Linked DNA regions of Homo sapiens: regions 1 and 2 are each linked to region 3. The links are chromatin loops, found by intact Hi-C in ENCODE. Cell type or tissue: CD14-positive monocyte. All regions are shown on one strand.

The links. Peaks named below come from ENCODE experiments on the same cell type or tissue, not always from the same donor. Only the 100,000 strongest peaks of a DNase experiment are listed, where the experiment ranks them.
Region 1: a loop joins it to region 3, with 2.0 times the contacts of the local background. A loop is called at or near these places in 8 of 110 quality-filtered maps.
Region 2: it touches region 3 in a loop (2.0-fold over the local background); 40 of 110 quality-filtered maps call a loop at or near these places.

The regions. Positions count from the first base shown.
Region 1 is chr15:59,415,984-59,423,983 of GRCh38, forward strand. It overlaps a transcript of FAM81A not described here. Among named protein-coding and RNA genes, the nearest start is that of FAM81A, 18 kb to the right of the region's middle. In CD14-positive monocyte, no CTCF peak of the experiment used is centred here; a DNase peak (open chromatin) is centred at 3,388.
Region 2 is chr15:59,296,481-59,304,480 of GRCh38, forward strand. All of the region lies in intron 1 of MYO1E (myosin IE), which reads right to left. Among named protein-coding and RNA genes, the nearest start is that of MYO1E, 72 kb to the right of the region's middle. RefSeq lists silencers at 1,795-1,854, 7,737-7,913. In CD14-positive monocyte, no CTCF peak of the experiment used is centred here; a DNase peak (open chromatin) is centred at 4,061; H3K4me3 peaks cover 1,301 bases; H3K27ac peaks cover 2,004 bases.
Region 3 is chr15:59,356,221-59,364,220 of GRCh38, forward strand. All of the region lies in intron 1 of MYO1E (myosin IE), which reads right to left. Among named protein-coding and RNA genes, the nearest start is that of MYO1E, 13 kb to the right of the region's middle. RefSeq lists enhancers at 4,284-4,785, 4,786-5,285. In CD14-positive monocyte, CTCF peaks have their summits at 4,287 and 4,491; no DNase peak of the experiment used is centred here.

The DNA of each region.
Region 1 (8,000 bases), 60 kb after region 3:
ACATACTGTAGGGCTGCTCTTCTAAAACATTTAAACAAATCTGTTTATATGTTTACTTTGGAAAGTTTCAAACCACAGAAAAATGGAAAGAGCACTATAATGAATCCCCATATCTCCTGGACTTGGTTGGGTTTCCCTCAAAGGAGATCCTGAGAGAACTTGGGTACAGGACATTTATTTGGGAGGTGATCCCAGAAAGCACAAGTGAAAGGGTGCAGGACATGGGACAGGAAAGGAAAACACAGTAATAATATGTGCATTCCTGTGGTGGTCACCGCTGTGTGCAACCGGGGCTCCGTCCTGGGGACCTTCTGGGAAACCATGCACGATAAGCTTCCCATTTGTCTCGCCAAAGGATGGAGAGACGGGGGCTTTTGTCCACTGCCTCCTCTCCCCTTTGGTTAAGAGTCAACCCTGAGAAAGTCAGCTGCCTCAGTTTCCAGGTTGTGCCTAACCAGTAGTATTGCACGCTTCTCTGTGCTGGAGAAAGCCCTCTGGCAGAGAAGCCGTGAGATGCGTCATTTGAGGTGTCAAGTCTTCCCATGGCAGAAACTGTGAACCACAGCTGTGAGTGAACTCAAACAGGAGCTGAAGGGATGTGGGGTGGGGCATCAACATCATCTGCTACAATCCCTCCTAAGATTTACTGCTAACATCTTGCCGTCTCTTTCCCTCTCTCTCTATACACCCACACATACGACAAAGATAAAGTATTTATCATGTGCCGGGCACTGTGCCTCTATTCAGCCCTTGAGTCTGCATAATGACCCTATGAAGCAGGTATCCCATACCTGTCATGCTTAGCGGTCACTGGAATCATTCCAAAGGGTGCTGGAACCATTCTATTTTCAAATATCATTATGCTGGAAATTACATTTTGTGCAACTATTTGAACTTATGGTGACAAATTTTAGATGCCAACCTAAAAATATACAGGAAGGTGCATAGTTTTTCAAAGTTCTTTCTGCGAGTAAGCAGCCAAAGAGTCCCCATCCTAGACTTGTGCCGTCGTGTCTGCATCTGGTGCTATGCCCAGAATCACTGAAGAGGATGATGGGGGCTGGGGTAGGGGGAGACATGGGGAAGGAGCTAAGACACTTCTGTGGTTGCCCTGAAAGAATCCTGGGAAATACATTTTTAAAAGAAAAACAAAATGAGGGATGCTATAGATAGAAAGTGAGTTCAGCTTGCTGAAGGTCCAGATGGATGCGTGCTGAATACCCAGGCTGTGCTCTCCACATTCTGATTCTGTCCCTCTCGGAGCCTGAGGATGCTGAGTTAGTGGTCACATGCCGTACCACCCTGTCGCCTCCCCTTTTATATTTACTTCGTTTTCTTAATGTTGCCTCCCCAACCTCTAAATGTTCAACTTACTTTATGATCAAAGTAGCTATTTAAAAACAAACAAACAAACAAACAAACAAAAAAACAAGCTTTTCTGGCTGGATGTGTTGGCTCACACCTGTAATCCCAGCACTTTGGGAGGCCGTGGTGGACAGGTCACTTGAGGTCAGGAGTTCGAGACCAGCCTGGCCAACATGGTGAAACCCCGTCTCTACTAAAAATACAAAAAAAAAAAAAATTAGCCAGGCATAATGGTGCACGCCTGTAATCCCAGCTACTCAGGAAGCTGAGGCAGGAGAATTGCATGAACCTGGGAGGCAGAGGTTTCAGTGAGCCCAGATCATGCCACTACACTCCAGCCTGGGCAACAGAGTGAGACTCTGTCTCCAAAATAAATACATAAATAAATAAAAATAAAAAGATTTTTTTTGCTTGATTATCCCTTTTATTTTTTTTATTATACTTTAAAGTTCTAGGGTACATGTGCACAACATGCAGGTTTGTTACATATGTATACATGTGCCCTGTTGGTGTGCTGCACCCATTAACTCGTCATTTACATTAGGTTTATCTCCTAATGCTATCCCTCCTCCCTCCCCACAACCCACGACAGGCCCCGGTGTGTGATGTTCCCCTTCCTGTGTCCAAGTGTTCTCATTGTTCATTCCCCACCTGTGAGTGAGAACAAGTGGTGTTTGGTTTTCTGTCCTTGTGATAGTTTGCTGAGAATGATGGTTTCCAGTTTCATCCATATCCCTACAAAGGATATGAACTCATCCTTTTAAAATAGGATTTTTTATCTAACTTTGTCGGGAAGACAAGCTGACACTTTCTTCTCTTCTAGAGCACAAATACGGTAGCATTCTCTTCACAGTGCAAGCACATTGAGGGCACGATGTGAGCTGTGAGGTAGTTGTGAGGCTGTGATGAGAAATGAGCTATGGGGGCAGAGGCAACAAACAGTGACAACAGAAAAGCTACCTTACGTGGAGAAGAAGTTCTTTGGATGCAATTTATCTAACTGAGTTTTACAATCAATCAAACTCATCAGCTATAACCCTGCCTTTTCCTGTTTAGAAAACATTTTTACCCCTGTAATTTACAAGGGCAAGCTGGTTGGTTCTCTTGAATCCATTCTCCCCAAAAGTAGAGCAAGAAAGTTTAGAAAGGGTGTTAGAATCTGGTCTAATCAATAGCTCGATCCAGGTTATGAAGGTGTTTCCCAAGCTTGGTGCAATGTTCAGTTTAGTTCATGTATTCAGCTATTTTTTCCTCCCAATTTGTTGTTCATGTTACCCAGGCATGGTAGGAAAAACCGTAAAGGGCGACTTTCCTTGCTCGATTTCCTCTTCATGTCTGCTAACATGGGGAAAGAGCTTAGGCTTTGAAGCCAGACAAGCATGTGTTTAAATCCAGGCTCATCAGTTATTAGTTCTGAAGATGGATAGCTTATTTAAATTATCTGAGCCCCAGTTTCCTTTCCTGCAGAATGGAGGTGATGTCTCCTCCTCACAGAACTGCTGTGAGGAATTAGCAAGGGCATGTGTGCAGACAGCCCTGTCCATTGATATACAATTAATGATGACCAGTGTTAATATTGTCATCATTATCCTTCTGATCTACAATTTGATTTCTGAACAGACTGGCTGTAGAAAAAAAATGTCTTAGGCAGAAGACTGATTCAAATCTCTTGGCTGGTTTCATCCTAAGTTGTAGAAATTAGAAACTGGTATTCTGGTTTTAAGTCACTGGTAGTTGGTTACTAAAATCATTTCATCAGTTCGATTATCTGTAGGCCTAGGGTAATGTCCTGAACACAGTAGGCACGCCCATAACAACGATAATATCAGCAGTAGTAAGGAATAATTTGAATAACCCTTTAATCTATAAAGCAATTACAAAAACCATCTCATTTAACCCTCTCATAAAAACCTATGATTTAACTAAAACAAATCCTGTTATTCTTCTCATTTAGGGAAGTGGAAGATACAATAAGAGATATTAAATAACTCTCACTTTTGTGCCTTTGAACTCCCTGTTTCCTCCCTAGAAACTTCCCCTAATCTCTCTTCTATGTATGAAATTGCAACACGTTCATCAAGGACCATTTTAAGTTTCCTCTCCTCTTTTCATAGGAAAGAACTCATTCTTTTCTGACCTTCTACAGTACTTGAAGTGTGAACCACATTATTTAGTACTTCATTACCCTCTCTTTCATTTCTTCCCAATGGTTTCCTGTGTTTGAATTCTATTAAAAAACAACAGGCCGGGCACGGTGGCTCAAGCTTGTAATCCCAGTACTTTGGGAGGCCGAGGCGGGCAGATTGCTTGAAGTCAGGAGTTCGAGACCAGCCTGGCCAACATGGTGAAACCCTGTCTCTACTGAAAATACAAAAATTGGCCGGGCGTGCTGGCGGACGCCTGTAATCTCAACTACTTGGGAGGCTGAGGCAGGAGAATTGCTTGAGAATCACTCCTGGAGCTGGATTGCAGGGAGCCGAGATCACACCACTGTACTCAAGCCTGGACAACAGAGCGAGACTCCATCTAAAAAACAAAAAAACAAACAAAGAAACCAAAAACCAACTACAGCTCTGCCCCTCTGGAGGTTAGGGATCATGCAGCTGGAATGTATTTTGGGTCTTGCCACCCAGCCCCTTTCCCCTTCACACTCCCTAGCCCAGAGCTGGACTCAGAGCCAATGCCTCATGCATACTGGATTGATTCACAGAGAATTTACCTGAAATCCTGGCATAGAAAATCCATTGCAGGATAAAAATGGAGAATGACTCTTTAGGGACTGCCATCTAAGAAGCAGGGCAAAAATGTTCCTGCTAGGAAATTACAATTCAAGAAACAAACACAAGCAGGAAACACATCTCTTACATGCAGCTTCTAGCGCTGATTCTGGCAATCCCCATTATACCCTGGTAAGTTTAAGTGACTAGGACTTGACTTTAGTCACTGTGTCCCCAGCTTATGCCACTGTAACCATATGTAGGCGGGGACATCTTTTGTGGGTTCATGTCATTGTTCTTCCTGTTGCAGTGATGAGAATTAGCTTCATTGTCTAACAAAATTAAACAACCCTTAACTAAGGGAAGCTAAATAGCAACTGATATTTTTGGAGGCTCTTTCAAATTAGGACAGCTGAGTCTAACGGAAAAACAAACACATTTTATACCAAATACCAGTTGCATGTTGTTGCATACCAAATGTCAGCCTAGAGAGAATTTTTCCTTTCGTTTCTTCATTTTTATCACATTTCTTCCCAGTGCTTTATAAGATTTATTGTATAATCCCAATGATTTTAATGACAGGGTTCCTACCCCCAGTATCACTCATCCAGTGACGAAGCCAAGGAAGGCTCTTTTTTTTTTTTTTTTTTTTTTTTTTTTTTTTTTTTTTTTTGAGACGGAGTCTCGCTGTCGCCCAGGCTGGAGTGCAGTGGCGCAATCTCGGCTCACTGCAGGCTCCGCCCCCTGGGGTTCACGCCATTCTCCTGCCTCAGCCTCCCGAGTAGCTGGGACTACAGGCGCCCGCCACCTCGCCCGGCTAATTTTTTGTATTTTTAGTAGAGACGGGGTTTCACCGTGTTAGCCAGGATGGTCTCGATCTCCTGACCTCGTGATCCGCCCGCCTCGGCCTCCCAAAGTGCTGGGATTACAGGCGTGAGCCACCGCGCCCGGCCAGGAAGGCTCTTGAAGAACGTGCTCTACTGTGTTCTGGTGGGGTCACGTTCTCTAGGCCAGTACTTCTCAGACTTAAATGTGCATACGAATCAGCAGGAGGTCTTGTTAAAATGCAGATTCTGATCCTGTAGACCCAGGTTGGGACCCTTGAACTCTGCATTCCTAACAGTAGAGGGGCTCGTGTTCTTGTGCATAGATCACACTTCGACGGGCAATGTTCTAGGTAGAATTGGAGCTCAGTGGAAAGGCAGATCCCTGACAGCTTGAACAAAGATTCTTGTGTGGGAGTAGATGTGGACCCCATCACTGTAGGTCAGAAAGGTCCTTAAGTCCATGATGGCTCTGCTTTAAAGGCAGGACAACCTGGGGAGGACCTTAGTTTCTGGAGGAAAATGGGCAGCTTAGCGTATAGCAGGAGCGTATATACGACGGGCTGGGAGCTCTCCCTGGTGCTGCTTAAGACTTCCCCCAAGTCTGCTTTCCTCACAGGAGCCTCTCCCGAATTTCTGCTCTTTTGTCTAAAATGTCAGTCTAAATCCTTACTTGTAATTGTGCCCTACTTTGCCGTTGCTGCCTGGCTATACCTTGTATTTATTGCTGGCCTATACCTGGAGTCCTTGGTCCTTCTTGGGAAAAAGTATTGAGGTTTTAAAGCTCTTATCCTTGGGGACAGATTAAACCCTTAAACTATCTATCTGTCTGTCTGTCTGTCTATCTATCTATCTGTCTATCTATCTATCTATCTATCTATCTATCTATCTATCTATCTATCTACCTACCTAACTACCTACCAAAAAAGCATTGAGGTTTTAAAGCTGTTATCCTTGGGGACAGATTAAACCCTCAACCCTCTATCTATCTATCTATCTATCTATCTATCTATCTATCTATCTATCTATCTATCATCTGTCACCTATTTATATCCACTTTAATTTGATATTTTTGACCAGGAAAGGAAAAGAAAGTTCATATGGCCATATCTTTTAAACAAAATAAGGTACATAACAGGTGTTCATTGTATTTTTTTTAATTGAGGTGAAATTTCACATAACATAAAATTAAGCATTTTAAAGTATTTTTAAGTGGGCCAGGCACAGTGGCTCATGTCTGTAATCCTAGCACTTTGGGAGTCCGAGGCAGGAGGATTGCTTGAGTCCAGGAGTTCAAGACTAGCCTGGCCAACATAGTGAGACCCTGTCTCTACACAAAATAAAAAGAATTAGCCAGGCATGGTGACACATGCTTGTAGTACCAGCTTGTAGTATCCCTGAGATTAGGGTATCACTTGAGCCCAGGAGTTCGAGGCTGAAGTGAGCTATGATCAGGCCACTGCACCCCAGCCTGGGTGACAGAGTGAGACCTTGTCTCTAAAATAAATTAAAAATAAAACAAAGTGTTCTATTCAGGGGTGTTTTGTATGTTCACACCTCTATCTAGTTTCTTTCTTTTTATTTTATTTTATTTATTTATTTTTTGAGGTGGAGTCTCGCTCTGTCACCCAGGCTGGAGTGCAGTGGTGTGATCTCAGCTCACTGCAACCTCCGCCTCCCGGGTTCATGCCATTCTCCTGCCTCAGCCTCCGAAGTAGCTGGGACTACAGGTGCCTGCCACCACGCTCAGCTAATTTTTTGGAATTTTAGTAGAGACGGGGTTTCACTGTGTTAACCAGGATGGTCTCAATCTCCTGACCTCATGATCTGTCTGTCTCAGCCTCCCAAAGTGCTGGGATTACAGGCGTGAGCCACATGCCCAGCCACCTCTATCTAGTTTCAAAGCATTTAAAACATAGTTAAATGAAATCTGCATGAAAGTAAAGTTAAAGATTCCTTGAGTGGTTCATAAGAAATTTCTGTCATTTATTGAATTCACAAGTTAATTTAAGTTTTAAATGGTAAATTTCTTAACTGTATGAATATTTTTTCACTTTGCTTTTTTATTTGCCTATGGAATAATGATAATAATGATAGTAACAGCTGTTATTTATGGAATGCTTACTACATGTGAGAGACTTTGTATATATTTTCTTTTCCAATCCTCACAACAACCTAATGAAATAGGTATTATTATTATTTTTTATTTTTTAATTTTTACTTTTTAAGACGGAGTCTCGCACTGTCGCCCAGGCTGGAGTGCAGTGGCGCGATCTCGGCTCACTGCAAGCTCCGCCTCCCAAGTTCACGCCATTCTCCTGCCTCAGCCTCCCTAGCAGCTTGGGACTACAGGCGCCCGCCAACACGCCTGGCTAATTTTTTGTATTTTTAGTAGAGACGGGGTTTCACCCTGTTAGCCAGGATGGTCTCGATCTCCTCACCTCGTGATCCGCCTGCCTCGGCCTCCCAAAGTGCTGGGATTACAGGCGTGAGCCATCGCGCCTGGTCTGAAATGAGTATTATTATTAACTTTTGATAGAAAAGGACACTGCAGCTCAGAGATTTTAGCAAACTTTTCCCAAGGTCACAGAGTTATCGCTTGGCTGAGCTGAGATTTAATCCAAGTCAATCTGACTCCAAGACTTGACCTCTAAATCACAGCACAATAACGTTTCTTGTGGACACAGACTTATTATATGTGACAAAAGGGAATTATGGAGAAACGTAAACTCTTAGGAAGCAATAAAATGGATACACATAAACTCAAGGTTAAATATTTGGAAATAAGGAATGAGAAGCTAACAAAATACAGAAATTTTTATAGAACCATTCACAATTAAGGAGATTTCATGCTGAAAGTTTTTCATATAATGTAAGAGACTTATATTTAATTACTCACGGGTCAGGATTTTTAAACATGATTTATAACTATTACTGCCTCTCTCTTATATCACTGATTTCTCTTCCTTTACTGGATCATTCCTATCTGAAAGGAAACCTAGGTTAACATTTTCCATTTTTTTAAAGAACGAAACAACTTATCTTGACCCCACATCATTTCTTTCTGGCTACCTTCCCATTTGTCTGCTCCTTT
Region 2 (8,000 bases), 60 kb before region 3:
CTACCAACACAGGCCAGCATGAAGGCCTAGGGAGAACAGCTCATTTGCCCAGCAGTTCCCTGGGCTTAATTGCCCTTGAAACACAGTCGGGACGTGCTGGTAGGTGTCTCTCTGCAGGCACTGTCCACATCAACTGGAGTGACTTGATTTTGGAGGAAGGGTGAGGGGCAGAGGGGATGGAGACCTCTTCCAGTCCTTTTAGTGATTGCTGATCCATCCCAGAGTAAAGCAGACAACTGGGTTTTCTGTTTGTTTTGTGTTTGAGTGCAGGACAATGAAGGTAGGGCTGTTTAAACCATCTATTTTTAAATTCAATACAACAGTTACACAAATATACAAAGAATTCACATACTTTTTTCTTTTTTTTTTTTTTTTTTGAGATGGAATCTCGCTCTGTCGCCCAGGCTGAAGTGCAGTGGCATGATGTCGGCTCACTGCAAGCTCCGCCTCCCGGGTTCACGCCATTCTTCTGCCTCAGCCTCCCGAGTAGGTGGGACTACAGGCGCCCGCTACCACGCCCGGCTAATCGCCCGGCTAATTTTTTGTGTTTTTTTGTAGAGACAGAGTTTCACTGTGTTAGCCAGGATGGTCTCGATCTCCTGACCTCATGATCCACTCGCCTCGGCCTCCCAAAGTGTTGGGATTACGGGCGCGAGCCACCGCACCCGGCCAGGAAATTTAACATCGATAGAATACTTTTTATACAAGTCAATATTCTAATTTTATTATCCCAATCATGTCCTTTATTACTTATTTTTTCCCCTGGTGCAGGATCATGTACCACATTTGTCAGAATTTTTTTTTTTTTAGAGACAGGGTCTTACTCTGTCACCCAGGCTGGAATGCAGTGGCACGATTTCAGCTCACTGCAACCTCCGCCTCCTGGTTCAAATGATTCTCCTGCCTCAGCCTCCTGAGTAGCTGGGATTTCAGGTACGCACCACCACACCCAGCTAATTTTTTTTTTTTTTTTTTTTTTTTAGTAGGGATGGGGTTTTTGCCATGTTGGCCAGGCCAGTCTCAAACTCCTGACCTCAGGTGATCTGCCTGCCTCAGCCTCCCAAAGTGCTGGGATAAAAAGCCACCATGTCTGGCTTTTAAAATTTTTATAATTTTTTGAGACAGGGTCGTGCTCTTGTGGCCTGGGCTGGAGTACAGTGGTGCGATGAGGGCTCACTGCCACCTCGACCTCCTGGGCTCAAGTGATCCTCCCACCTCAGCCCTGGAGTAGCTGGGACTACAGGTGTGCACTACCATGCTTGGCTAATTTTTTTGAATTTTAGTACAGATGAGGTCTCACTATGTTGCCCGGGTTGGTCTTGAACTCCTAAGCTCGAGTGATCCTCCCACCGTGGGCTTTGAAAGTGCTGGGATTACAGGCATGAGTTTTCCTTTGTCTTTTATGATGGTGACATTTTAAACAGTTCAGGCAAGTTATTTTATAGAATTTCCCTCCATTTGAGTTTGCCTGATATTTGTCATACTTAGATTCATCTTTCACATTTTTGACTAGAATTCTAGGCAAATAATTTTGTGTCCTTCTGAGGGCATGATGTCCAGAGGTACATGATATTTGTAGGTGATATTCACTTTCATCATTTGGTTAAGTATTTTCCAACTTCCCCACTGCGTAATTTTTCCTATTACAAATGCAAAGTGATTTGTGGTGAGATACTTTGCGACTATGTAAATATCCTGTTCCTCATCAAACCTTAAGAACTGACTGAAAAAATTTACATTTACAAATCTAGTTATTTGGTACCCTGGGGGAATGTATTAAACTCCGAAACTGAGTTTTTCAGACAGTCAAGGGCCATGGAGTATGTGTTTGGGCTTCTTAGATACATGACTTCCTCACAGCCCGCTGAGTTCCAGAGAGGCTGAGGTTGCCCGATAGCTGTGCCCTGATCAGTGATACTGCGTTCTACCTCCACAAGGTGTGAAATCATGCATTCCTAGAAGCTGAACTGAAAACCAGAACTATGAGTCAAGGTGATTCTTAATGGCCCAGACAGCACTGTGGGAAGAGGCATAGAAGGAAATCAGGTCTGTCCATATGCAAAGCTGCTATGTGTGGGATGTTCACGTCTGGTTTCCTCCCTCGGGGTGCCTGTGAACCTCACCCCTGCTCCAATCCTGTTCCCCCTCTCTTCCTTGACTACAGTGGCATTAAATAAGAACCTATTTAAAGGGTAGAAATGGAAGGAGTTCTTTCAGACCAGATCGCTTAAATCCAGGTGAGGACTGGGGGTAAAGGACAACATGAGTGAAAAGGATGGAGTCCAATCATTCAGTTCAAAGAGGTTGCCAACATCTGTCCTTGAATCACAAAGAGGAAAGTTCTTCTCTATGCCCAACCTTTGATTCCCGCCATTCTTGTTTCCACAAGGGAATCTGCTGCCACCTGGGATAACCATTAAACATTTTCTTTTTGCTAAAAATTATTGTGTGGAAATATTACCTCAGATGACTTTGTTATACAAGAACCACCACTTCCACAACTACAGTGACTGGGATAGATCCTCAGAAAAAAAGCCTGGTCTCTATGGCAAATTATCACAGACATGAAGGCCAGTGAGCTTATTCAGAGGCCAAAGATTCTTGCTCTGCCAATATTACGGCCACATGTTTTACAAGCCTGGAGTCCATTTCTTAAAGGTATGTGTGTAGGTTCGTGATTTTAATATTAATAGCTACTGCTGACACATCACTGGAAAAACACAGGTTTTCCATTTTGACGGTAAAAGGTTTACATTTAGGATTCATTTATCCCTCCCTTAGCTTGAGTAATGAGATACAAATTACTGGTAGTGCCCTCCAAAATTCCTCAGGCTTCATAAACACAAACAGGAATTGGCAATAACAGTAATTACAGGGATGGCATTTTTTAAATAGCCGCCGCACTCTTGTGGTTTTCTTTCCTGAACTGCATCCTATATTTTTCATTTATTCAATCATTCACTGATTCAATCATTTCACCTAGTCAACAAAACTTATGTTAGGCCTTGGGGATAGGATGATGTTTTAAAAAGATACAAAGGTTTACAAATTAATTACTTAAGTCTGCATTTATAGTTCCACTGTGAAGAAATGGGCTTTGTTGCCATAAGATTCAATTCTTTCATCTTCTAAAAATCCTGAGTGAGCTATGAAGAAAAAGAATATAAATGCAATTCACTCCGAAGTGTGAAATATTACCCCTGGCTACCAGGTAAGCTGAGAAGACTGTGAGTTCACACAAATCATTGATCTTTCTTGACAACTGAATCCTAACCTGATGACCCCATTTAAAGAAACTCTGTAGTTTCATTTTAGAAACACCAGCCCAAATTCTGACGATAATTAGCTCTAATCATCATTTATGCCATTTAAATTAAGTTGATTAGATTTTCCCTAACAATTTTCCACTCAGAAGTTGCTATTTTAAAAATCTCAATGCCCAGCTGTGAGACGCACAAATTTGGTGTGAGGTATGTGATACCATCTCCTATCTGGCAAAGGTTTTAAATATCCTAACTGGAACCCCTAAATCTTTAATGTAATGTAAGATCTCCGTGAGATATACTTTGTCACCACTGAGAAGCTAAAAGGGCATTTGAGCAACTGTTCACCACAAACCAGTCAGCTACTTTATAATTTATCATCTGGTGAAATCCTAAGAGCCTGGGCTTTGGGTCCTCTTGAATCTCTTCTAGATGAAAATCTTGGGCAGTTCTTCCCAACCAGCATGCCTGGCAATGAATGCCAGTCCCTAGGAAAAGGCTGAAGGGGGTGCTGGGTTTTCCTGTTCCCATGGCTCTGCCTGCCCAGCACGCGCACACACACACACACACAGACACACACACACACGCACGGTCATTTCTGGTGCACACAGGCACACACACACGGCCATTTCTGGTGTGCACACACACCCCCATTCCCATTTCTGAGTCTTTATTGGCAAAGATACTTCTAGAGGCTTAGAACCACTGGACACTCCCACAAACATCTTCAGACACCACCCTCCCCACCCACTGCTATTTCCCCACTCTGCCCGCTCATTCTCAGACCTAAGCACAAGAGGAAGTGAGTCTACCCATGATGCGGTCACACTTTTTGAAACCTGGAAGTGGGCCACATGTTGTAAAAGGAAGCTGAACGCTGGTGCACTGATCTAGAAACCTGTGATCGCCTTCTAGCTATAAATCTTCCGGGGTTCCCATTAAAAAAGAAATTCCCAAACTGCCCCTCTTTTGTTGGAGCTATGATTATGAAAAATCCTGACAGGCTTTCTTGAAGGTCTCACAGGCTAGCTCTAAGAAGCTAGCCAAACGATAAAATCACAATCATAACAAACTCTTGGAGGAGGGAGCTTATTGTATATCTTTCTTTTTTTCCTTTTTTTTCTTTTTTTTTTTTTTTTTTTGAGACAGAGTATTGCTCTGTTGCCCAGGCTAGAGTGCACTGGCACCATGCCAGCTCATTGCAACCTCTGCCTCCCATGTTCAAGAGATTCTCCTGCCTCAGCCTCTGGAGTAGCTGGGATTACAGGCACATGCCACCATACCTGGCTAATTTTTGTACTTTTAGTAGACATGGTGCTTCACCATGTTGGCCAGGCTGGTCTTGAAATCCTGACTTCAGGTGATACGTCTGCCTCGACCTCCTAAAGTGCTAGGTGTGAGCCACCGCACCTGGCACATTTGTTTTCCTTTTTAAATTTTATCAGTGGCAGCCTCTGAATCCTCAAGATGTATTAAAAATGTCTTCCTAATTAATGTCTCCACTCTCTTTTGAGGAAAATATGGATTCAACAATAAGAATGTATCTTTACATCTGAGCATTTAAAAATAGATTAATTCTCCCATTTATACTATAGCAACTTGTAGTCAACAAAATTTCCCTTCTCTTTTCCTCAGAAATGCCCTCATTCCCAGGAAATTTTACCCCAGTCTGCTGGGAGCAGGAACATCTCTGTGCAATCCTGAAAGCCAGCCTTCTTTTGAGATGCCCTCATCCCCTCACCGACTCAACAGCCCTGCCTTAAGTGAAAGCACCTAGGACCCTCAACTGTGTCTCCTGGGCTAATGCCCGAAGGCTATAATGTTTAATTGAAGAGATCTTCTTGGATGCTGAGAGGAATAAAGTCAGTCAGTAACAACCACTCTCCTCGGTCCTTGAGGCAGCTTTATTGTGGCTAAGTCCATATTCTGCCATGACCTGGCAGAGAGAAGAGGCTTAGCACTGGAGCCTGCTGGAGCCTGAAGAGCGGACTCCAAATTCCTCTTCTGCGACTTACTACTGGCTGGGTGGCCCAGGGGATTCTCTTTAACTCTTTTGTTTCCAACCTCACAGGGTTGACTTCCAAGATAGAGAACGGGAAAGCTAACCTGAAGATGTCATATCAATGAGTTATTTTGATAACATCAAGAGATCATCTGTGATACTACTGATTCGTTTTTCCTAATACATACCCTCATCCTAATTGCTATGCACTCAAATAACTTACCTTCCCCTGCCCTCAAACCCATTTTCAAACTAATGCAAACAGAACACCTACGTAAAGGTAGGTTCGTCCCCTGCCTGGCAGAACTAAAGCCTCTGTTGGAGGTAATAAGAACATGGGGTCTGGCCAATTCTCAGGAAAGTCCCAGGCACCATGAGCATCAGATGTGGGGAGAAAAAAAGGCAGGAAAAGTTAGAAAAGAGTACACCTTGAGGCTAACAGAAACCAGCGTGCCAATGAGGGGATCAGTTTGTGACTCAAGTAAGATTTAGGGACATGTCCAATTAACGAAGGCACTGTCCTAAATGTCTTGAGAAAAAAGGCACCCCAAAATAGACCTTCTATATGATCACAGACATTAACATGCCATCTTGAAATGGCAACATACTGCAAAAGAATGCTGACAAGGTGAGACGCGGGGCAGTGTGCTGGGTAGACAAGGCCAGTATTTAGAAGTCAGAACACCTTAGCTGGGTGACCACTGCAGTCACTTAAGGCCGCTTAGTCTCACTTTCCTCATCCATGACAAGGGTGCCACAATCTAACTCATGAGGCCAGGAGGAAAAGTTCTGTGTCTAGGACTCATCTGTATTATTGGATTTCACATGTCGTCTTGACCTTAATTAGACATAACACAACTGATTTTTTGACTAGGCGCTGCATGCCACCTGAGCAAAGAAATCTGTCTCTTTTTCTCTGAATCTCCAGAGTCCATCTAACACAGTGCCTGACACACCTTGGGGCTTGATCAATTTTATTCCATTTACAACTGAAAAATGAGGTGTAAAGTAATACATTATAAACTCTGGACACTATATAAATTATACAAATATGTTAAAAATTATTGAAAGTAAATAAAAGACACTTGCCAATTTAGAAGCTAAAAATGGCATTGGAAGTTAAGGACTGGTAAAGCTGTCTCCAGTCCTGCCCAGGGGAGAAGGACATTTTGACCAGGGCACCTATGAATACAATCTCTTAGGCCAAGGCATCTCTAGAGTGGAGAAAGGAAACTTTCAGTTGTTGTCTGGTGAGAATACCCCTCAGAATCACTCCAAGCCACCTACATATTAACTGGTTCCCACACAGAAGAAAATGTAATGCCTGGCTGGTATTTTGAGAAGCCAGCTTGGCAGGTGAGTTCCATGCTGCAAATAAAGTCTTCAGCTTCAGACCCTCATCAAGTCTAAATTTGATTGTTAGAATTAGATGTCAGCTTGATAAAATCCATCATCTAAAATGCAAAAGCCAGCCTGAGCAACGTGGCGAAACCCTGTCTCTACCAAAAATACAAAAATTGGCCGGGTGTGGTGGTGGCATGTGCCTGTAGTTCTAGCTACTTGGGAGCCTGAGATGGGAGAATCACCTGAGCCAGGAGGTCGAGGCTGCAGTGAGACGGGATTGTGCCATAGTCCTTCAGCCTGGGCAACACAGTGAGACCCTTTCCTAGCTACTGAGGAGGCTGAGGCAGGAGAATTGCTTGAACCCGAGGGGCAGAAGTTGCAGTGAGCCGAGACCGTACCACTGCACTCCAGCCTGGGTAATAAAGTGAGACTCTGTCTAAAAATAAAGAAAGAAATAAATAAAAAGGAAGAAATTAAAAAAGATAAATAAATAGATACATAAAATGCAAAAGCAAGAGGCAACAGTGCCTTCCAGATCTCTCCTCGGAGTAAGCAGCATAATCCCACAGCGAGATGGTATCTGCGAGTAGTGGCACTGAAGTGTGATCATCTCGCATTTGCCCCTCTCCCTGGCTCACAAATGTGACAGGGAAAGGCGGTGGCACAAAACACCAGGCACAGTGACTGCACACAAAACCATTGCTCAAAAGCTACTTGTTCTACTGAGTCGGCAGTGTAGGACTCTCTTCTGATAAAATTAACAACAACAGCAGGAATATAATGGCCCGTTTCCTGGATATATGGCCTTTCACAGTTAAGAGTTTCCATACACATTAAAGTGATGCCTGGAGGAGTATCAGGCAGGCGTCTCTATTTTCATTTTCTTTTCTTTCTTTTTTTTTTTTTTTTTTAGAGGGAGTTTCGCTCTTGTCACCCAGGCTGGAGTGCAACGGCGCAATCTTGGCTCACTGCAACCTCTGCCTCCTGGGTTCAAGCGATTCTCCTGCGTTAGTCTCTCTAGTAGCTGGGATTACAGGCACACACCGCCACGCCTAGCTAATTTTTGTATTTTTAGTAGAGATGAGGTTTCACCATGTTGGTCAAGCTGGTCTCAAACTCCTGACCTCAGGTGAGTCATCTGCCTTGGCCTCCCACAGTGCTGCGATTACAGGCGTGAGCCACTGCGGCCCGCCTATTTTCTTTTTCTATATGAGAAAGGTGAAGGTCAGGTACGTGGCCAAGGTCACATATAAAGCAAAAGGCAGGGCTGGGTTCCTACGCTACTGTTTCAGTTGGCTTCTTTCCATCTCTTCACAAAACTGAGATGATGGTAACCTTGGATTAACTGGAGCTGAAATATGTGCTAGAATTTCCCTTTAGACCTCCAAAGC
Region 3 (8,000 bases):
ACCTGGCTTTCAGGTGCCCTTTTAAGTGTCTTTTTATCACCTGTCTCCTCTCTGTCCTCACCATTCCATCTTTCCGAAGGGCAAGCACAACGGAGTGGGGAGTGACACACATCAGACAAGGTTCCAACGAAAATGAAAGGCTTGCGACATTCAAATCACAGGGTGCTTTCACCTATTCATTCACTCCTGTTCATTCTATCAGCTGAGTACCCACGAGCAGCAGTTTTTTGGAGTAGATTTTAAGAATGCTCCACCTTGTAGGCAGTTCTGCATCCTACTTTTGTCCCTCAAGGAAAAGACCTGGGGGTAGTTTTAAAGATTGTATACTGATGCATAACAAAAAGAAATACAAACATTTTTCCCATTAAGTTTTTTGGGGTTTTTTGTTGTTGTTTTTCCTGAAACAGGGTCTCTCTCTGCAATCTCGGCTCACTGCACCCTCTGCCTCCCGGGCTCCAGCAATCCTCCCACATAAGCCTCCCAAGTAGCTGGGACTACAAGTGTGTAACACCACAACCGGCTATTTTCTGTATTGGCAGGTCTTTGCCATGTTGCCCAGACTGGTCCTGAACTCCTAAGCTCAAGGGATCTGCCTCCCTTGGCCTCTTAAAGTGCTGGGATTACAGGCGTTGCACCACTGTGCCCTGCCTCCTGTTAAGTTTTTTTTTTTGTTTGTTTGTTTGTTTTTGGTTTTTTTTTTTTGAGATGGAGTTTCACTCTTGCTGCCTAGGCTGGAGTGCAATGGCACGATCTCGGCTCACTGCAACCTCCACCTCCCGGGTTCAAGCAATTCTCCTGCCTCAGCCTCTCAAGTAGCTGGGATTACAGGCGCCCACCACCACACCCAGCTAATTCTTGTATTTTCAGTAGAGATGAGGTTTCGCCCTGTTGACCAGGCTGGTCTTGAACTCCTGACCTCAGGTGATCCACCCACCTCAGCCTCTCAAAGTGCTGGGATTACAGGTGTGAGCCACCGTGCCTGGTCCTCTCATTAAGTTTTAAAATAGTATCATATACTCAAGTATTGGAAGTCAAGAAACAACGAGGGGAGGTGGGAATGGGGAGAGGAGAGGCTGGGATACAAAGCTGAACGAGAAAGGATTCTACCTGAAAAGTAACTGATCAGAAGGAAAGACAAAATGCACATTAGCAATTATAAGATCTTTATAGATAAAGTGCTCATGAGATTTTGAAGAAGGAGATAACTTTTTTTTTTTTTTTTTGAGACGAGTCTCACTCTGTCGCCCAGGCTGGAGAGCAGTGGTGCAATCTTGGCTCACTGCAACCTCCGCCTCCCGGGTTCAAGCAGTTCTCTTGTCTCAGCCTCCCGAGTAGCTAGGATTACAGGTGCCTACCACCACGCCTGGCTATTTTTGTTGTTGTTGTTGTTGTTGTTGTTTTGTATTTTTAGTAGAGACAGGGTTTCACCATGTTGGCCAGGATGGTCTGAAACTCCTGACCTCAGGTGATCCACCTACCTTGGCCTCCCAAAGTGCTGGGATTACAGGCGTGAGCCACCATACCTTGCCAAGGAGGTAATTTTCAATGATGAGGCTCAAGAAGGCAGAGTTAAGGCTGGTTTAAAAGAAGAATTAGACTGACGGGATGGAGAGGGGGAGGAATTGATTCCAGCCAGACACAAGCTGAAGATGGAGAACATCTAAGCCTGAAAGGGAAACACCAAGTGGATGAATTTGGTCAGCTGATATAGGTGAGTGTAGCCACACTGCAGAGGTGGAATCACAGGACTTGGCAAGTGGTAGAATGTCACAATTCACTACATCTTAATTGGAGCATATAAAATTCACTTTTGTCAACTGACACTTAAATACAACTGCTGCAAAAAACTGAAGACTCTTGACTCATAGCCCCAAACAAAGAGGATGATGTCTCCTTGTCTCCATAGAGCAGACAATGCTTGCCACATTGTCCTCCATGCTTGCTTGGAGAGTTGCTAAGCAGGGCTGGACCAAGGAGTATCAAGAGAGCCTTAGGGAAGAGGAGGAGGAGGACAAAAAGGAGAAAGAGGAAGAGGAGGATGAGGAGGAAGAGGAGGATGAGGAGGAGGAGAGAGCTCCCTTTGGTTTACTGGCCTTACTTATGTTTCCTCACTTCTCAGCAGGTGCAAACTATGTCTCCTGCCTTCTCCAGCTCTCCTCATCCTTTCCAAGTCCAGATGAATGCTTCAAGGAGAGGATGGACAAGAGGCCTTGTGGGGAAAGAAAAGGACACTAGTTGGAAGATGGGTTTGGGGTGTGAGGGTGTGTGAGAGAAAGAGCTAGAAGGAAAAGGCCATCCCAGTTTTTCTACACCCCAAGCCCTAGTTCTAGATCATAGAAACAAAGCACAGAAATCTGCTCCAGAGTCCAGATATTAAGGCCCAGCAATTTCTTATGTCAACTATTAAATACTAATTTTCTAATTAATATCAATGTATCCTCACCAGGAAAATGGGTTTTCAATTATTTATATAAAGTAAAAACTTTATGTCCCTGACATATTTATTTGGAGTCTGTATTGAATGCATTTCTCTTTGTGATCACAGAAAAATTTACCACTTTGAACCTCTCTTCTAATACACCATTATGTTTGATTTTCAAACATTTCCAGTAAAAGCAGGTTTACGACCATAATTCCTGAACTGTGGGTTAAGAGACTTGTATTCTAGGGACAACTCTGCTATTAACTTGCCAAGTAACTGAGAGACCTAGGTCAGGCCACCACAGTTCCCTGGACCTTAAAGGGTCACTTGGGGAGACCATGAACCACATTGGGGATTTATGAATCTTTTTCCCAGGAAAAAATTCACTTAAGAATGAATATGGACACAAACAATTTCATAGACTACCCTGGAAGTGGTCTCCAGGATACTTCTCATCTTGACATTCTATATTTAAAGCTATTTGGTCACTGAAAGAAACAAGGTTGGGCACAGTAGCTGTCACCTATAATCCCAGCATTTTGGGCCACCAAGGCAGGAGAATCGCTGGAGACCAGGAGTTCTAGACTAGCCTGAGCAACAAAGTGAGACCCTGTAAAATATATATATATTTTACATACATATATATATATATGTATGTGTATATATATATAATATATATATATATTTTTTTTTTTAATTAGCTAGGCATGGCAGCTCATGCCTGTAGTCCCAGATACTCAAGAGGCTGAGATGGGAGGCTCTCTTGAGCCTAGGAGGTTGAGGCTACAGTGAGACAAGATCACACCACTGCACTTCAGCCTGGATGGCAGAGCAAGACCCTGTCAAAAAAGAAAGAGGCTGCATGCGGTGGCTCACACCTGTAATCCCAGCACTTTGGGAGGCTGAGATAGGAGGATCACTTGAGGCCAGGAGTTTGAGACCAGCCTGGGCAACACAGCAAGACCTCATCTCTAAAAAGAGGAAGAGGGGAAGGGAGGCAGGGAGGGAGGGATATTATTTTCCATAGCCATTACCATGATACATATGATACTGCCTAGGTAGAGCTGGGACTGTAGGGTGGGGAACCAATGCTGTCCTGCACACTGAGACTATGAATGCCAAGATATCACTGCCAGATCCTTCTGTGGATGAGGCTGGGCCAAGCTTGAAGAAGTCCCCTCAGTGGCTGGAGATGCCTACAGCGTTCTATAAAACAAAGCCACTCCTATTAAAACTTAAAGGGAAGCTATTTGCTTTGGTTCTCTGAGTATATCTCTTCTTTCAGTCCAATGAGCAGTTAGTGTCTAGCTTTGCTCTATGTGAAAGCCAATATAATATGGAGATATTTATGGATGAAATGGTATGCTATCTAGGATTTGCTTCTAAAGAAACCAGGGGAAGATAAGAACAGTGAAATCAAGATTGGTCATGAGTTGTCAACGGCTGAAGTTGAGGGATTTGTTTTCTCTCCAACTTACTTATTTTTACATTTTTGATTGAAAGACAGAACAGAAAGTCAAAGTGAAAGATCAGGAGGTCAAGGAATTTTTCACGTCCTGTACAAGTCCTGGGCACGAAGCTAAACTAATCCTACTCGATTCACGTCTTGACGAGCCCACAGATAGCAAAATCTGTGGCTCACAGAATATGGAATTGACACAGGGTTATTTTGAGAACCATCTTACAGTCCAAAAGACATGACTTTCAACCAAGGGGAAAAAAAAAAGAATTTTTGTCTGTGTGTGGAATGTCTTTCTTCACATGGACAGCTCAGAGGTGGGCGAAAATGCAGAATTGGGCAGCAAGAAGTATTGTCCCCACCTTGGAAGGCCTGCATTCCCCTTTCTGTCCAGCAGGCCATCGAGCCCAGCATGGTTTGGCATGATTCATTGCTCTCTAACTTTGGACTTAATGTAAAATGTTTGTTATTCTTGTAAAGCACCCTTTAGCAGATAGAAAATGATTTTCCTTCTTGTTGTTAGCTTCTGTTTTTGCCCTTTTTTTCCCCCAACAAAAGACAGCAGTTTTAGAATGAGACTGAGCCTCATCACTACAAAAGGACTTCAGCTCCGATTCCTCATGCCTTGCTTGGGAAAGCAGCAGCAGACAGAGCAGGAGCCATGCTGGCTTCTGTCAAACAAAGGGGTTCAGGGGATCAGCCAGAGAAAACTGGAGCTACCACTCAATCTATTCCTGCCTCCAAGTATTCCCGCAATGTAGGAAAGTTGACAGAAAAGGTTGAGGGTAGGGAACTGAATCTGAGCCTTTGGGCAGTCCTCTTCCACAGTGACTCTGGACTTGACAGTGTGACTTGCTTCAGCCAATGGGGATAATAGCAAGCATGACGCAAGCAAGGGTTGAAAAATGTGTGTGCCCTGGAGCTTGTACCCTTGCTTTTCTTGGGAACCCTGTGGTGTGACCACTACTATGTAAACAAGCCAGAGCTAGACTGTTGTGACAAGAGACACATGGCCAAGCCATCCCATGGCCCCAGCTGAGACTGGACCAACTACCAGACATGTGAGTGAGGCCACCCTAGATCATCCATTCCCAGCCAAGCCACTAGCTGACCACAGTGATTGAATGAACCAGCTGAGACCAGAACTGCCACGCCAGTGCACAAAATCATAAGAAAGTATAAACATTTATTATTTAAGTTACTGAGTTTGGGTGATTGGTCACACCAAAAGCTAACACAAGAAAAGGTGGCTAAGCAGAGCTAAGATGTATTGAACATTGGGAGACATATCCCCTAATGGCTCTTTACACAATAGTCAGTGGGACTCACTATTGATGCGACTGTATGTCAACTGTCATTGAAATAACCTGACATAGATCCAAAATTGACCATACTCCCTAATACTCATTTCAAGACAATGTTAGTTGTAATTCTTGGAATGCTACTGTATGGGCTTCAGGGGTTTATAAACCTCCTGAAGTTAAATGAAGAATTATATGTATTTTTTCATCTGAACTGAGAAAAGATGTTAAAACTACAGAGGATAACAAAGAAATATATATGTACAACTGCCTAGAATTAATAATATCTCATCATATTTGCTTTGGATTTTTCTATATGTAAAGCAAATAAAACATTACTGACTCAGTCGTCTCCCTTTCCTCTTTCCCCCTTCAGTATTTTGAACTTGGTGTGGATCTTTCTAGTCTGTGGATTTTTTTAATTAATTTATTAATTAATTTATTTATTTTTTGAGATGGAGTCTGGCTGTATCGCCCAGGCTGGAGTACAGTGGAATGATCTCAGCTTACTGCAACCTCCTCCTCCTGGGTTCAAACGATTCTCCTGCCTCAGCCTCCCGAGTAGCTGGGATTACGGGCGTCTACCACCACGCCAGGCTAATTTTTGTATTTTTAATAGAGATGGGGTTTCGCTATGTTGGCTAGGCTGGTCTCGAACTCCTGACCTCAGGTGATCCACCCGCCTCGGCCTTCCAAAGTGCTAGGATTACAAGCATGAGCCACCACGCCCAGCCTATATTTTTTAAAATAATATCCACACAAATACATATATGTACACATACACAAATAAATGTATAGACCCCCAAATAGCAGTCTTATTTTGTGTTTTTGACATTTTTCTTACATGGTTTCAGATATGCGTCTTTCTACAACTTGCTTCTTTACCAAACACTACCCTTGTGACACCTATGCATATTGATACCATATTATCAAACAAGCCACATGTATTTCTCTTCCAATGAACATTTAGATTGTTCCTGTTTTGTTTGTTCTCGTGATCTGCGGAATGTTTATTTGTTATTATAAACACTGTCAGGGAAAAGGTCAGTAGCTTCCAACATATTCTCAGAGGACTCAGGACATTCTCCCATCCAAATGTTAGGAATCTCTGATAATCTGATGTGGAGAAAGGGCACTGTCATCATTTTGCATTGATGCATATTTCTGCATTACAGCATTCCCAAGCCTTGAAGGAAGCTATCTTTACTTACATTCTTAAAATAGCTTATTAGATTCTTCTGCATTTAAATCTAAAATTTTCTATAAGGTCTGCATCTTCCTAGGACACCAAAAACAGCCCTATTATTTTTTCATTGAAAATTTCTTAGAATCAGATAATACTGTCCAAAATATTCTGTGACCATGTAATGTTATCCTAAATTGCTGTCAACATCAAATGGTGGTCACACCGAAGAAATTATTAGGAGACTAACAATGTGATATTCTAATTTTGTTGTTGTATTCTGTAATGTATTTAAGAATTAAACAACTAAATCTCTGTTGTTCTCACATTTTCCTATTTTCTATTTTTTTTAATCCTAGTTAAGATTAGAGAGCCTTCTAGTATGACTTTCTTTTTTTTTTTTTTTTTGAGACGGAGTCTCGCTGTGTCACCCAGGCTGGAATGCAGTGGCACGATCTCGGCTCACTGCAAGCTCCGCCTCCCAGGCTCACGCCATTCTCCCACCTCAGCCTCCTGAGTAGCTGGGACTACTGGTGCCCACCACCATGCCTGGCTAATTTTTTTTGCATTGTTAGTAGAGACGGGGTTTCACCATGTTAGCCAGGATGGTCTCGATCTCCTGACCTCGTGATCCACCCGCCTCGGCCTCCCAAGGTGCTGGGATTACAGGCGTGAGCCACCATGCCCGGCCAGTATTACTTTCTTTTACTTTTATGCTTGCTCTCACTATGACATCTTCTAGTCTCTATGGCAAAGTCCCAAAGCAAGGAAATTAAAACTCAGAACACTACTACTCATAACAGACAATGTTCTTAAGTCTAAATTATCCCCTCTGGTATTACTGAATAAAATCAACCAAAATTGGTGATTTTCTATCAGCCTTACCTTCCCTCAGGAGTATGTGAAATAATGAAAAAGTATACAAATACGTGGACTCGGCATTGTCAAATTTAGAAATAATTTATTGAACCACTTTTCAAAGAGCATGGACTTAGCAGATCTGGCTGGTCACATACAAATTGTGTGGCCCTAAGTAATTCCCCTCCCCTCACTACACTTTGATTTTCTTACCTGTAAAATGGCAATAAAAACCAACACTGGTGCTAGAATGAAATGAAATCATGTATATGGAAGCCTTTTGTTATCATTTCTCCACTATATGGGGAGCTTCTCATAAGCAGAGGCAGAGAGACTAATTCATCTTTTTGGAGACGGAATCTTGCTCTGTCGCCCAGACTGGAGTGCAGTGGCAAGATCTTGGTTCACCACAACCTCTGCCTCCCATTTCAAGCGATTCTCCTGCCTCAGCCTCCCGAGTAGCTGGGATTACAGGTGCCCGCCACCCCACCCAGCTAATTTTTTTGTATTTTTAGTAGAGACGGGGGTTTTGACATGTTGGCCAGGCTGGTCTCGAACTCCTGACCTCAAGTGATCTGCCCTCCTCGGCCTCCCAAAGTGCTGGGATAACAGGCCTGAGCCACCATGCCCAGCTCTAATTCACCAAGCCTGTATGCTAACCTCCTTTGCCATGGCAATGTCTTCTCTCCACTTTGAGGTTCAAAGCTCTCCATCTCCATCCACTCCCGTTCTCTGGTAAGACCACTCATATTTGCCAAGGAAGACCTAGAGGTCTGA